Regions from separate parts of the Homo sapiens genome. Here region 2 is linked to region 1. Evidence: chromatin contacts called from ENCODE Hi-C data. All regions are on one chromosome and are shown on one strand. The core of a region is the stretch at or near the end of the contact, and the rest is flanking DNA. Distances in the headings are between cores, read along the strand shown.

The links. A loop is a pair of places that touch in the nucleus more often than their neighbours do. Pooled maps may share reads with other maps.
Region 2: a loop to region 1 is called in a map of PC-9, with 4 times the contacts of the local background. The contact joins the promoter of IL1F10 here to the promoter of SLC20A1-DT in region 1. A Hi-C loop is called at or near these places in 1 of 168 maps with a recorded cell type or tissue (PC-9) and 1 of 50 pooled maps.

The regions. Positions count from the first base shown.
Region 1 is chr2:112,639,814-112,646,639 of GRCh38, forward strand. SLC20A1-DT (SLC20A1 divergent transcript) reads right to left here and starts at 4,367. Exons shown (of 5, transcript NR_033871.1): 1 at 4,286-4,367; 2 at 4,146-4,202; 3 at 3,366-3,480; 4 at 2,270-2,376; 5 at 2,017-2,169. It overlaps SLC20A1 (solute carrier family 20 member 1), which reads left to right and starts at 6,126. Exons shown (of 11, transcript NM_005415.5): 1 at 6,126-6,316; 2 at 6,750-6,826. LOC107985934 (a long non-coding RNA gene) reads left to right here. Exons shown (of 2, transcript XR_001739642.2): 2 at 1-33. RefSeq lists enhancers at 620-1,819, 1,059-1,353, 1,949-3,148 and a silencer at 5,788-6,617.
Region 2 is chr2:113,065,962-113,071,954 of GRCh38, forward strand. IL1F10 (interleukin 1 family member 10) reads left to right here and starts at 2,009. Exons shown (of 5, transcript NM_173161.3): 1 at 2,009-2,055.

The DNA.
Region 1 (6,826 bases), core at 3,117-5,616:
ATTAATATTCAAATAAATGCTTGTTAAATGCCAGGGATAGTGCTATGCATTTTACTTATTTAAGTCTCATAACAACCCTATTATTTCCACTTTACAGAGGAATGGGAGGCACAGAGAAGTTAAGCAATTTGCCCAACCTCATAGCATGTAAATGGTCGACAAGATTCTAATTTCTAATAGTCTGGCCCCAGGTCCCATGTGCTAAACTATCCCTTACCTAGAACAGTAGGAATGCTTGCTCAGAAAAACAGGACTTAAAATAGAAAAAAGTGGTGTTTTTTGAACATCTGACTGAAACGGAATGTGTTAACATATTGTTTCTAAACTTACCAGGTAGCAAGAGTCATTCTTGTGATTGCTTCCCAAACTGCAGCATGCTTATGAATCATATGGGGATCTTGTTAGAATGCAGATTCTCATTCAGCAGGTCTGGGGTGGAGTGAAGGCTCTAGGCAGAGGGCTAGAGGGTCCCATCATTGGAGATAGACTTCCCCACGGAAAATGAAGAAACTGGGTTCTGCTCAGAACCTCAGTCTCCCATGAGGCAGTTCCCAATAGCAGAAGCCTCTCTTTGAGTGCCCCAAACACCTGAATTTCTGGACCAGGAAAGCAGAGGTACAGCCCCAGGCCCTACTCCCTCCCTGAAAACTCAGCTTTTTGTGCCCAGCAAGCTCTGAGGTGGGGGGTCTTGTTGGGAAGCTTTCTCTTGCTGAAGGGATCAGACAAGTGAGGGGCACTGACCCTGGAAGAGGAATGCTGGGGAGCAAGAGCCTCGGCAGTGGTGGAGTGGACTGTGCAGTGAGTGGCCTGGCACAGTCTCCTGTGCTCTGGTCTGTAGAGAGAGCGAATGATAAATAAGGATGTACTGGAAGATGAGGTGTGTGGTTCATGTCCAGAAGTGGCAGGTCTGTTGGGGGAAGGGAGAGATTGACTTTGCCTCTTTGGCTGTTGTATTCATGGCCAGTCCTCAGTGTGAAACTCAATGCAAGAAGGGGTTTGTGGCCCATAAAAGCATGGGCTGGTCAATCTTGTTGATCCACTAGATCCATAGCAGGCTATTTGTTGACTGAACAGACGAATGAATGAAAGGCTAGGGAAGCCATACAAAGCCAGATGCTGTTACCCTCCACCTCCTCCTGGGATGACTTTGGGGATGACTCACGTCCTGCTGCCCCCTCACTTTCTCAGCCTAAAACCACACATCCTGGACTGTGCGGGCAGCGAGCTGACCCTTCCTTTTCTGCTGTAGGATCTTCATTACACAAAGTTCCTGAGTTTCCAGCAAGTTGCCTTTCTTCCCTGTTTAAGAGCTGAGAAAACTGGGCCTTGGGGAAAGCGAGAAGTCCCAGTTTAAGTCACCAGAGACGTCTTCCTAAAGAAGTATTCAGGATGCTGTGCTATCCAGAAGCTGGCTCCAGAGACACCTGGACCATTTCAAGCTCTAAGAACTGTGCTTCTGTTCCCTCTGCCTGGCTCCTATGCCATATCACACCCACATGTGTGAACTCAAAGCCAAAGGGAAGAGACCAGGCCATGTGCAGCCAGGACAGAGGCATGTAAAATCTAGAGAGGGTGGGCCAACCTCCCATACTCCTGTGTTGGCGGAGAAATAGACCCACCAGTTTGTCTGGCACAACCAAAACTCAGCTTTCTTGCCATGGGATGCTGGCCTGAGACCAGTCACAACCAGTCTCAACCAGTCTCCATATCAGGGCTTGGCTGTCTGGGTGCTTTCAAGCACCCTTCCCCCACCTGGATCCCAAGCATCCCTTGGACTCTGCCAGGACAGAGCCACAGATGCCGGGGGAAATGGGAAATGACTGGAGACACAGAGGACAGCCACATTCAAAGCTGGTGGGAAAGTGGTGGTGGTGACATGTGGCCCTTGCCTGAAACATTATTTTGAATTTATTTCCTGTAGGAATTGACTACAGGTGGGTTTTGTCTTGCAAGATAGGTTTCCTTTCTTGAGAAATCTCAAGAGAACAGAGTTTTCAGTAACTCTAAGACACGGTTAGGCCACTGCAACAACTTTATTTCTGGAGAGAACATGTGCTCTGGCTTCCTGCCTCTTCCTACTCTGGGGAAACTGGGGCCAATCTCGAAGACTGATCTCCTAGAAATGTCCTTTTTTATTCCAACAGGGTTTGATGCAGCTCAAAATACAGGCTGTAAAAGCAACAGAGTTAATAAAAAGGAGGGGGAAAGAAGGAGGAAGTAAATGTGTTAAGTGCAAATAAGAGTTGGCACCTAGGGCAATCATACTTGCCTCAGTACTTGCTGGCATCCTGGGAAAAGGCACTTACAATCTTGAAATTTGTTAGGTTCTTCGCAGCTTTAACTGCCGCTTCCTTCTCTGTGCCTCCGTTTCTCTGTCTATAAAGTAAGGGGAAAATACCTCATCTGAGATTTATTGAGAGCATCACCTGAGATAATCCATGCAGAGCACCTGAAATAGTACCTGGCACACAGTAAGCATTCAACTGCATCACAGATATTATTATTATTATTATTTTGAGATGGAGTTTTGCTCTTGTTGCCCAGGCTGGAGTGCAATGGCACGATCTTGGCTCACCGCAATCTCCGCCTCCCGGGTTCAAGTGATTCTCCTGCCTCAGCCTCCCAAGTAGCTGGGATTACAGCCATGCACCACCGTGCCCAACTAATTTTTGTATTTTTAGTAGAGACAGGGTTTCTCCATGTTGATAGGCTGGTCTCGAACTCCCGTCCTCAGGTGATCCACCCGCCTTGGCCTCCCAAAATGCTGGGATTACAAGCTTGAGCCACCATGTCCAGCTACAGGTATTATTATTACCTCATTCATCTGGGGATGGGGAGGGCATTGGTGGGTGGAGAGGAGCTGGTTCTCCTTTACTCCAAGGCTCCTACCTTCTCTTCCCTGGATGTTCTCGCCCCTGCTCCCATGCAAGTCCTCACAGACGGCCTCTGAAGCCGCCTTTGTTCCTGGTCTGGTTCCACAACGTTCCCATGCCCACTTGAGCTCCCTCTACTCCAAGTAGACTATTTCCAGGATGAGTACTTCAAGTACATCGAACAGTGACCTCAAATGCATTTCCTTGACTGTGCCTCTCTGAACTAAAAAGTGCAGAAATGTCATTGCTTCCTTCTTTTGTCTGGTCTTCCACAGGGCTAGGTTGGGATCCGGGGGGAGAGTAGCTTTCCTAGCTCTCAGCAGCTCAACTCCACCGAATTAGTGAACGATGGACATGTCCCCAAGAGGACTCTAAACCCACAGTCCCCAACATGGTGTTCTGCAGCATGCCACAGGTCATCTTGTTCTGTCCTCTCTGAGGGTGAGGTTGGAGAGGGACCCTAGGCTCACAGGCTCAGTGACAGTGACTCACCAAAGATCCTGTGGGCAGTCAGGGTCTGGGCCAGGCCAGTGAGCCCATTCATATGGCATGAGCCACAACACTGTTCCTCTTCCTCCGGCAGCAGCCCGTTTTGCGTGTCCCCTCACTATGAGCCGTGGGAGAAATTTGAAAGGGCTTGGATCAGAGGGCAGGGAGAAGAGGGTGGTCCTGACATCTGACACATACTTCATTTTAAACATGGGCTATGTATGACAGGCCTTCAGCTAGTTATTGAACAAAGAGAATAAGAGCCCTTTTACAAGGGCTTTACATATATTCATTCATTTGGTCCTCACAACAGCACTGTGAGTTAGAAGTCTCAATCTCACCCCTTTACAGATCAGGAAACTGAGGCAGATAATTTATTTGCCTATGGTCACAGGACTAGTGAGTGACAGAGCAGGTGGTTTGGTCTTACAGTCTATGTGTTTAACCACTACACCAAACCACCTCCCTAAGATGCTAGAGGGGGTTTGTGCCAATGCCTGGATTCTAAGAGATTAGATTCTCTTTAGGATCTCTGACCTGTTTCCTCAGCATTCAGAGATAAGGCCAGAAACAATGCCATTTGTGCACGAACTGACAACTGACGGTCCTCCTACCTCCTATTTCTATTTAAAAGGCACTGTAACTTCTTTCCACAGGCAGATCCCTACCTCTCCTCCCTTAGGGGAGGACGAAGGTGTCCCAGCCAAGGAAGATCCTGGTCTCCAAGGGCTGTACCCTACTGATCCGGAGGCAAAGCAGTGAGGGCCCACCCCAATTCCTCACCTCCCATTCTACTCTTCGGCAGAAGCATCTCAGTGTTGGAAAGATAAGGATTTCTTCCTAAAAAGGAAGGATTACACTATATCAGAGTCTGAAGATACAGTTTTCATTTGCAACGCAAGGGAATTCCTTTGAATCTCTACCTTATGATTTCCCTGCAAACCCACTCCGATGGGGCTGGAGAGTGCTCTCTCACTCAGATGAATCTCTCAGGGGTTGTCCAGCAGGTGTTTGCCAACTTGAAGAGCTACCTACTATCACAGACCTATAAAAGTACGCCTGTGGACAGACTGAAAACAAACAAACAAAACACACACACAAACACACAAAACAACCGCACACTGGGAGAAGTTCTAGGCAATTTCCTTGCAAATAACTGCTTTGAAAATTACTGTTTTAAATTGGCAGAACACTAAGGACTTTGAACAGATCATCCCTTTTACTCAATGTTTTCATAACCTTGAAGTGAAGGTGGAGGGAGCAGTACGTTTTAAGGTGCCAGGATTACACTACGGGGTCAGTGCTCCCGGATATGAACTTTCTTTTTCAGACCGACCTTGGGACCTACAGCTTTGTAAGTTACTCATACAACTCCATCAAATGTTACAGGTAGGTCAGAGGACATTCAGGTTGTTTAAGCCTCTATAAATGACTCAGGCAGCAACAATTTACAACGTCTTTGTTTCTGCTATGCAGTGCCCTCCTGCTAGAGATGGCAAAAATGTGGGGAGGGCTTCAGAGCATTCTAAGCCTGGTATTTCTGGCTGGAATTTTTAAATCTCACTACAATCCTGACAAGAGACCACGACCTTAATCTCCCACGGCATGACTGGTTAGTCTTGATCGTAAGCCATATAATCAACACCCAAATGTGCATAACACATCTAAATAATGTCAAAACTACACTATATACCACGCAGGGGACCAGAAATCAATCTTTACCTCAAAAGGATAAGCTTCCAGGATGCAATAACATCCCCTTCCACCCTTTTCTACACCCTAAAACAGTAATATTCACGGTAACAGCAAAGCGGAAATCAGCTTTTCCTGAACATGTACTGAATTCTAGTCACATTCACACACGTTAATTCATTTAATTCCAGCCACAAGGTAGGCAGCCTCTGTTAACATTTTACAATTGTGAGAACGCAGAGATCTGGGACTGGCTCAAGGTGACACACTGCAGCAAGGAGTCAGAATTTGAATCCGAAGCAGTGTCCTTCCCCCTCGCAACAGCTGCGGCGTTACAAACACAGGTCAGCCACGGAGAAATTAATGACCCACAGCCATCCTTGCAGCTCTGCGCCATAACTGGGGAGACAAGCTGGTTCCCGTGACTCTTCAGTCTGTTTTCACCCAAGTGCATGACTGCGGGAGCAAAGCGACCACGTGAGCATCCCCCCCCCACCCCCCCGCTTCCCCCAGGCGAGGGACAGTGCCAGGCCAAGGACAAGTCACAGGTGCAACAACGTGCCAGAACTGGATCCGGAGCCCCAGGGCGCAAGATCTCCCGCAGCGTCACCCGGCAGAGGGACGGGTGTGGCCACCGGGCGCGGCAGGTCCTGCGTGCGCTGAAAGTGCGGCTGGAGGCGCGGACGGCTTTCCGGAGCCCCGAGAGAGGAGCTAGGAATGACTTTGGTCGCAGCCTCTGTAACCCCGCATGACGGCCTCTAGGGGGACAGCGAGGTCCCCCTCGATCTCTGGCTGTAATCAGCCGGCGGGGCCAGACGGTGCCGAGACTCCAGGGCGAGGCCGCAGGGAGGGGGCTGTCCCGCCCCACGTGGACCGGCTCCCCGCTGGGGGCGTGGCCGCCGAAGCGGGCCGGGCCAATGAGCGCCACCGTCGGGCTCACCCGGCTGGGCACGCCGGGCCGAGGAGGGCTGCGTCATGCCGGGGGCGGGGCTTCGGGGCCGGCGCGAGGCGCGGCGGGGTCACGCGGGTCGCTGCGCGGGCTATAAGTAGGGGCCGGCGGGGTGCTCCGCTGGAGTGATGGCTGCCGGCGCTCTCTGCGTGGTTCTTCTTCTCGGCCGCTGAAACCCCCGCGGCTGCTTCCTGGGAAGGTCGTGAGTCCCGCTGAGCTGTCCCCGGTGCCGCCGACCCGGGCCGTGTGCCCGTGGCTCCAGCCGCTGTCGCCTCGATCTCCTCGTCTCCCGCTCCGCCCTCCCTTTTCCCTGGTGAGTAGTGGCGCCGCCTCGTAAAGGCTCTTTCTTCTCCCCGGGGCCGGGCGCGGACGCCGTGGCGCTGGAGGCGGACGCCGTGGGCGGCGCGGCTGGCTTCTCTCTTCGCCGCTGGCCGCCTCCACTCCGCCCGTCTGCCCGCCCGCGGGCCTTTTTGGCGGTCCCCGGGCGGCGCGCGCGGGAACGGCCCTTTTCCGATTTTCGCGCGGAGGGCGCGCGCGGGCTGGCAGCGCAGGGGCTGGGCTGGGCGCGCGCGGGCCGCGGAGGACCCGGAGCCACGTGCCTCTCCTTCTCGCGCGTCCTACTGGGGATGGGGGTCTGGAGTAGCCGGCAGAGGCTATTGCGGGACCCCGGGCGCGTGGGTAGAGCGGGGTGCCCCACTGGCCCCCCAGGGGCACGCAGCTATTGTTATTTCCCCCCTCCCCCGCAGGATGAACTTGCGTCCTTTCTCTTCTCCGCCATGGAATTCTGCTCCGTGCTTTTAGCCCTCCTGAGCCAAAGAAACCC
Region 2 (5,993 bases), core at 759-3,258, 420 kb after region 1:
AGGCTACGATGTGGGAGGTATTATCCTGAAAAAAGCAATGCACAGGGAGCCCTCTTCAAGCACTTAAAGGCTTGCCAAGTAGAAGAATGTGCTTGTTCTGTGTAATTCCAGAACACACAAGCAGAACCAATGGGTGCAAATTATGTGGAGGCTGTTTTTCCTATATGACCCCCATATTTTAACCACAAGGACCACAAACATTGATAGGGTTTCTTCAAGAGGTTGTGTGGTCCCTGACCCTGGAGATGTTAAGGCAGAGCCTAATTAACCAATTTCTCAGGGATGCCATAGCACAGATTTCTCCAATTGGAGGGAAACTATGATTCCATGTCTATGAGATGGAGTTTCACTCTGTCGCCCAGGCTGGAGTACAGTGGTGCCATCTTGGCCCACTGCAACCTCTGCCTCCCAGGTTCCAGTGATTCCCCTGCCTCAGCCTCCTAAGTAGCTGGGCCTACAGGTGCATGCCACCATGCCTGGCTAATTTTTCTATTTTTAGTAGACACGAGGTTTCACCATGTTGGCCAGGCTGGTTTGAACTCCTGACCTCAAGGGATCTGCCTGCCTTAGCCTCCCAAAGTGTTGGGATACAGGCATGAGCCACCATGCCTGGCCTAAAGTCCTTTCAATTCTAAGATTTTTTTTTTGCCCAAGGAGCTTATCTGCCACTATTGTTTCCAACATGTCCTTGGCCCACAGCTTAGAGAGTCTGGTCTTCTTAATTATCTTTTCAAGTGTTTATGACTTAGTTCCTCAGCTAGACTGTGAAACTACTTAACAACAAGGACTGTGTATTGAATGTCTGTGTCACACAGCAGTGTAAATGCTGGGTAAACACTCATTGGTTGCCTGACATAGTAACTCATGCTTTAAGCCTTCCCATAGAAGGGTGAGAGATTGGGAGAGTGGAAGAAGAATGATCACTGGCCTTAGAAAGCAGAAATCTGGTCCCATTTCTGCCCATCTTTTCTCATTTCTCATCCTGCAGGCATCTGAGTCTTAGACCCACCTATCCCACTTCCTCAAGAAGCCCTTGGTGGAACTTTGCAAATGACCAAAGAGGGAGAATTATAATAAGGTTGTTAGTTTCCAGAGAACATTACACCTAAGCTTCTCCACGCTTGTAATGGAGGGATGGATGGATGGATGGATGGATGGATGGATGAATGGATGGATGAAAGGGTGGACAGAAGGGTGGATGGATGGGCACATGGGTGGATGGATGGTTGGATGGATGATGGATGGATGGAAGAATGGACAGATGGGTAGATAGATGGACAGATGGGTGGCCGGGTGGATGGATGGATGGATGGACTGAGTCAAGTAATGTCAATTAGAGACCTGAGTGTTCTTTCCTCTGTGCTCTACTCACACTATCATATTTCCTAGCAGTCCATGGCACATGATGTCTGCTCAGTCTCAGGGTGAATCTGAGGTCAATATCTTTGCAGTTGGGTTTCCCTAGATGTTCTGTCCCATCAAGCTGGTACCAACTAATTAAACCCACTGAAAAGCAGAGACTCCCTTCTCGTCTTTCCAAACAGAGTCACACTCACAGTGCTATCAGCCCCTTCTCTTATTCTGGCTGTCTGGCCACAGCCTGGATTCCGGCATCAGAATTTGTTCTGTCCTTGGGCTTGCCAGACATACTTTCTCTTGTATTCACCACCTCTTCAAGCCTAGGATGGAGCCCCACGGGGCACCAAAGATGTCTGACCCCAGCACTGTTTATCTGGCTGCAAACCCACTAATAACATAGTCAACGACAGTCAGTACAGAGCAGGGGCCCCATACCTTATTTCTGCCAAGGCTTTATGGATGACTCTCTCCCCCTTCAACAAATGCTCCTTAATGTTCCCACCATCTTATTATTCATGCTGTACCAAAGACATTGTGAAATGCCCAGGCTCTTCTTCCTTCATGTCCTGCAGCCAATTATAGAGATTGGTGCAGGCCTGACCCACCTGTACCAGACGGTATAAACACAGCGCAATGCCCTGGAGAAATCAGTTGGAGTCTCCAGGGATCAGGGTTCCAGGAACTCAGGATCTGCAGGTCAGTGATGGACAGGCAATATTCTCTCTCTCTTTTCTTTCTTTTCTACTCTCTCCTGTCAATATCTCTGGTATGCCCTCTATCCCTTCACTCCTCCTGGCAAGCTGTCTAGGTAACAAGGTAGTCCCCTCATATGACATGATGGGACATCAAAAACATTTAGGAGCACATAAAGAGATTTGAGGAGAAGGAATAGGTTAAGCCAAATCAAGATTTCTGAACTACTTAGAACAACTGACTTTAGAAAGTAATCTCAAAAGAAACCATCTGGGCCAATGGTATTCAAACCGTGTTTGGTGGAAGCTTAAGAGATTTTTTGTTTTCGTTTTTTTTTTTTTTGTGCTCCTTGGTAGCTCCTCAGTGTCTTCTTTGTAGGCAAGAGAAATACTAGCAGGGTTCCAAAGTCTCCATTGCTTCCTGTGTCAGCAAAGCAGCTGCCCTTTATCCTTTTTACAATCATTAGAATTCTGCATAAAATTTTATTGTGAAACTTAAAACAGTTTTGAAAGATACCTTACTCAATCTTTCCATCCAATGTTGATAAGTTGAAGGCCCAGGGATAAAAGGTGGCAAAATAAATTGGTAGCAGAGCTAGGTCTAGGACTCAGCCTTTCTATTCAAAGTCTGCTCTGTGTGTTTCTATGTCCTGGCCACAAGGACCAGGGTAGTTCAATTAGGGTGGTTGGAGAGAGCTTCAAGTGAGCTGTAAGCCATGCTTCATGACTTCAAGATCTTATAAACTTTTATAAGGGAAACAAATATCTTTATGTACAACAATAAATAATACAGTAAAATTTAATAGGAGTTCAGAGTAGAGTTACAATAGTAAGGGAAAGATTCATTAAACTCTGAGTCATGGAATTATAAATAGTTTGGCCTAGAAAGAACCTTCATAACCACATAATCTAATCCCATGAATGTATAGTGCTGAAACTGAGGGTTGGAGGTTAAAAGACATAACCCTGTATGTCTAAGCTGTAACTCTACACTGGTAATTAATTTGATAGAACTAGATACTGAACCCATCTATACTGATACTATCTCCAGTGATCTTAATATCAAAAGATCTGAATGGATGACAATGAGAAGGGATGACTTTTGAGGCAGGGAGAACAATGGGACACCTGTGAGTACGTCCACTGAGAAGATAAGAAAGGAATTATGTCGCCAGGAGGTGTGGTTTAGTGTCCATGGAGAAGTGAGATGCTATCACACAAGAAAATCAGTGCCAGACGGTGACAAAACAGTCAGTCACTGTAGATTCTAGAGCTGGGCAGGGATGTGGTGAAAAAAATCTTTAGAACGTGGGTCCACATTCCTCACATAGGTTGGAATGAATGAAAGGCAGAAAAACCGGGAATACAAGTACAGTAGTAATGGCAATTAAAAACACAAAGTTATATTTTAAAGAAATAACCTGTAGGGACTTGATAAGTTAGACACTGAGTCAGGAGAAGTAGGAGATATTGTCAATGAGTCTCAGGTTTTGAATATCACTGGTGAGAGGAATATTATGACAGTGAGAGAAATGAAATTGGGAGGAATGTGTGGGCTGGGAGGAGAAGATAATTAACTTAACCTTAAATATATTTGGTTGGATATCAGCAGGATGTCCAAAGTGGGCTGTCCTGTAGGCTGCAGGAGGTAAAGTGGGATGTGCAGTCTACATTTGGGAGCCATTAGCCCAAGATAATCATTGCAGCTGTAGAAGTCAATGAATTGCAGCTTAATATGATGTGAAATAGAAGTGCTTAGGACCTTGTTAGCCTTAGGGGTGGCCCCAGAAGGAGGTGAAATCTACAGTGGGAGAAAGAGGTGTGAAGGGAGTCATTCAATGTCAAGGGTTCCAAGGAGGCAATGACTAAATATCAAAGGAATCAAAAGAATCTCTGGATCTTGCTCCACAGAAGTTAATATTGGTCTTGGACAGAACATCCCACATAGATACTGTGCAGGAGAATGATGAAGGATAGGACAGGGTGCTGTGCAAAAGAACATGGGGAAAGCCCAAGTTTAGCTGATGGCAGTGTTTGAGCCAGGACAGGTGAATTGCGGAGGTCTGAGAGCCAGATGCCATGTCCAGGGAGAAATGAGAGGAAGAAAAGAGGGATATAGACTGAAGTTCAGTGAAAAGTCATTTGAGGAAAATAGGGAGGGGAAGCTTTGGGGGTGAGGCATGTGGCACACTGGGAGGGGCTTGGCACACAGCAGAGGTTCAGCACCAAGACCCAGGCTCTCTGATGGACCAGACGCTAGCTTCCTACCCTTACTCACTTCATCACAATCTATCAGAACCCAGGCGGAGGGAGCCGAATAGGGGAGCCTTTGGGAAAGACACTGTACATTTTGGCTGTGCCAGAATGGGAGGTTTCTAGGGCCCATGGGATCCAGCTGGACTGGACCAGCATTGAATTTCTTCCAGCTCTTTGAGCTGACACTGACCCAGAGTGGGAGTCATCAGCTTGCTATCCACCTTCACCCAGGGCCCTCCACTTTGTTGCCCCACCTAGATCTGGGCACAGCTACCACACTGCCCACTGTCCTGCTGCTACAACCAAAGAAGCCCCAGTGGTTTGGCCAAGGGGAGCCCATCATCAAGTGGGCTTGCATTGAGGCCATGATGCTGTTGAGTTATCTGTACTGGGGGATTGTCTAGTCCTTTAGGACTCAAAGTGCTGGCCAGGAGGAACCAGCAGCATTGACATCACCTGGTTGCATATTTGAAATGTACAGTCTCAGGCCCCACCCCAGGCCTGAAAAACCAGAATCTGTTATTTTAACAAGAACTGCAGGTGGTTTATATATTTATTAATAAGTGTGAAGAATGGAATGAAAGTACACCAGTTCCCAAGCAGCATGGCTGATTGCTGGAATCACTCCAAGTCCTACTGAATTAGAACCTTCGGCCCAGGAAATAGTAATTATACAGAGTCCCCCAGGTGATGCAGATGGGCAGGCACATTTAGGAGCCAATGACTTTAACTGAACACTTCATTTAAAAAATGTTGAAACTTACTTGATACTACAAAGGAAATTCATGTTCATTATAGGAAAATGTTGATATGTTTAAAAAATTACTCATAAAGCCATAGGTAAGTGGTGCAACAACACGAGTAACATTTCTATGTATGTGTCTCTATGTGTGGATTTAAATAGAATTACAGTGTACACTTGATTTATAATCTGCATTTTTCACCTAATATATTTTGAAAATTTTTATGTCCTAAAACAAGCTTCTATAATATCATCTTTAACAAACACATACATCCTTATTTATTGAATTTTGCTATAATTTCTTAGCCAATTACCTATTACTGAAAATTCAGATTTTTTTCAACTTCTTGCTATTGTAAAAAATTATGCAGTGAACATTTTTGTAAGTAAACATTTGGGCAATCCGTTATTTTTCCTAAGAGTAAGGGAAACACATGCAATCACAAAGTATACAGAATGCTTTAAGACTTTCATTCACAGCACCAACATCCCTCCAGAATTTGCACTTGTTAGTCCCTATTATCCTTCACTCTAAGTCTCAAAGTCATACCCCAAGGCCTGGGGACAGAAAATGACTTGTCCAAAGTGACAGTGACAGACCCAGTACTAAAAGCCACCTTGGCTACAGCCCTGTTTCTGGAACTTGAGAGCTGAGGTGGTTGGAAGCCGTATCCTCAGCACCCACCTGTTCCTTCTCACCTGCCTCCCCAGGGTCCCTCAGCATCTCTCTATTCCTCCCTGAGCCCTATTACTTTCTTCCACCTGCCTTCTTCCTTTCTCTTCTCTCATTTTCTGCTTTCTTATATTTTTTCTTCTCTATTCCCTTCTTATTTGGTGAGAATCAGATCTACTCGGTAAACCTCAGCCCTAGTCATACTTGCGTTACTTTCCTGAGCTAATTTCCAACTCCTGATTAGCTCTGGGTTTATTTCCATGCTAAATTC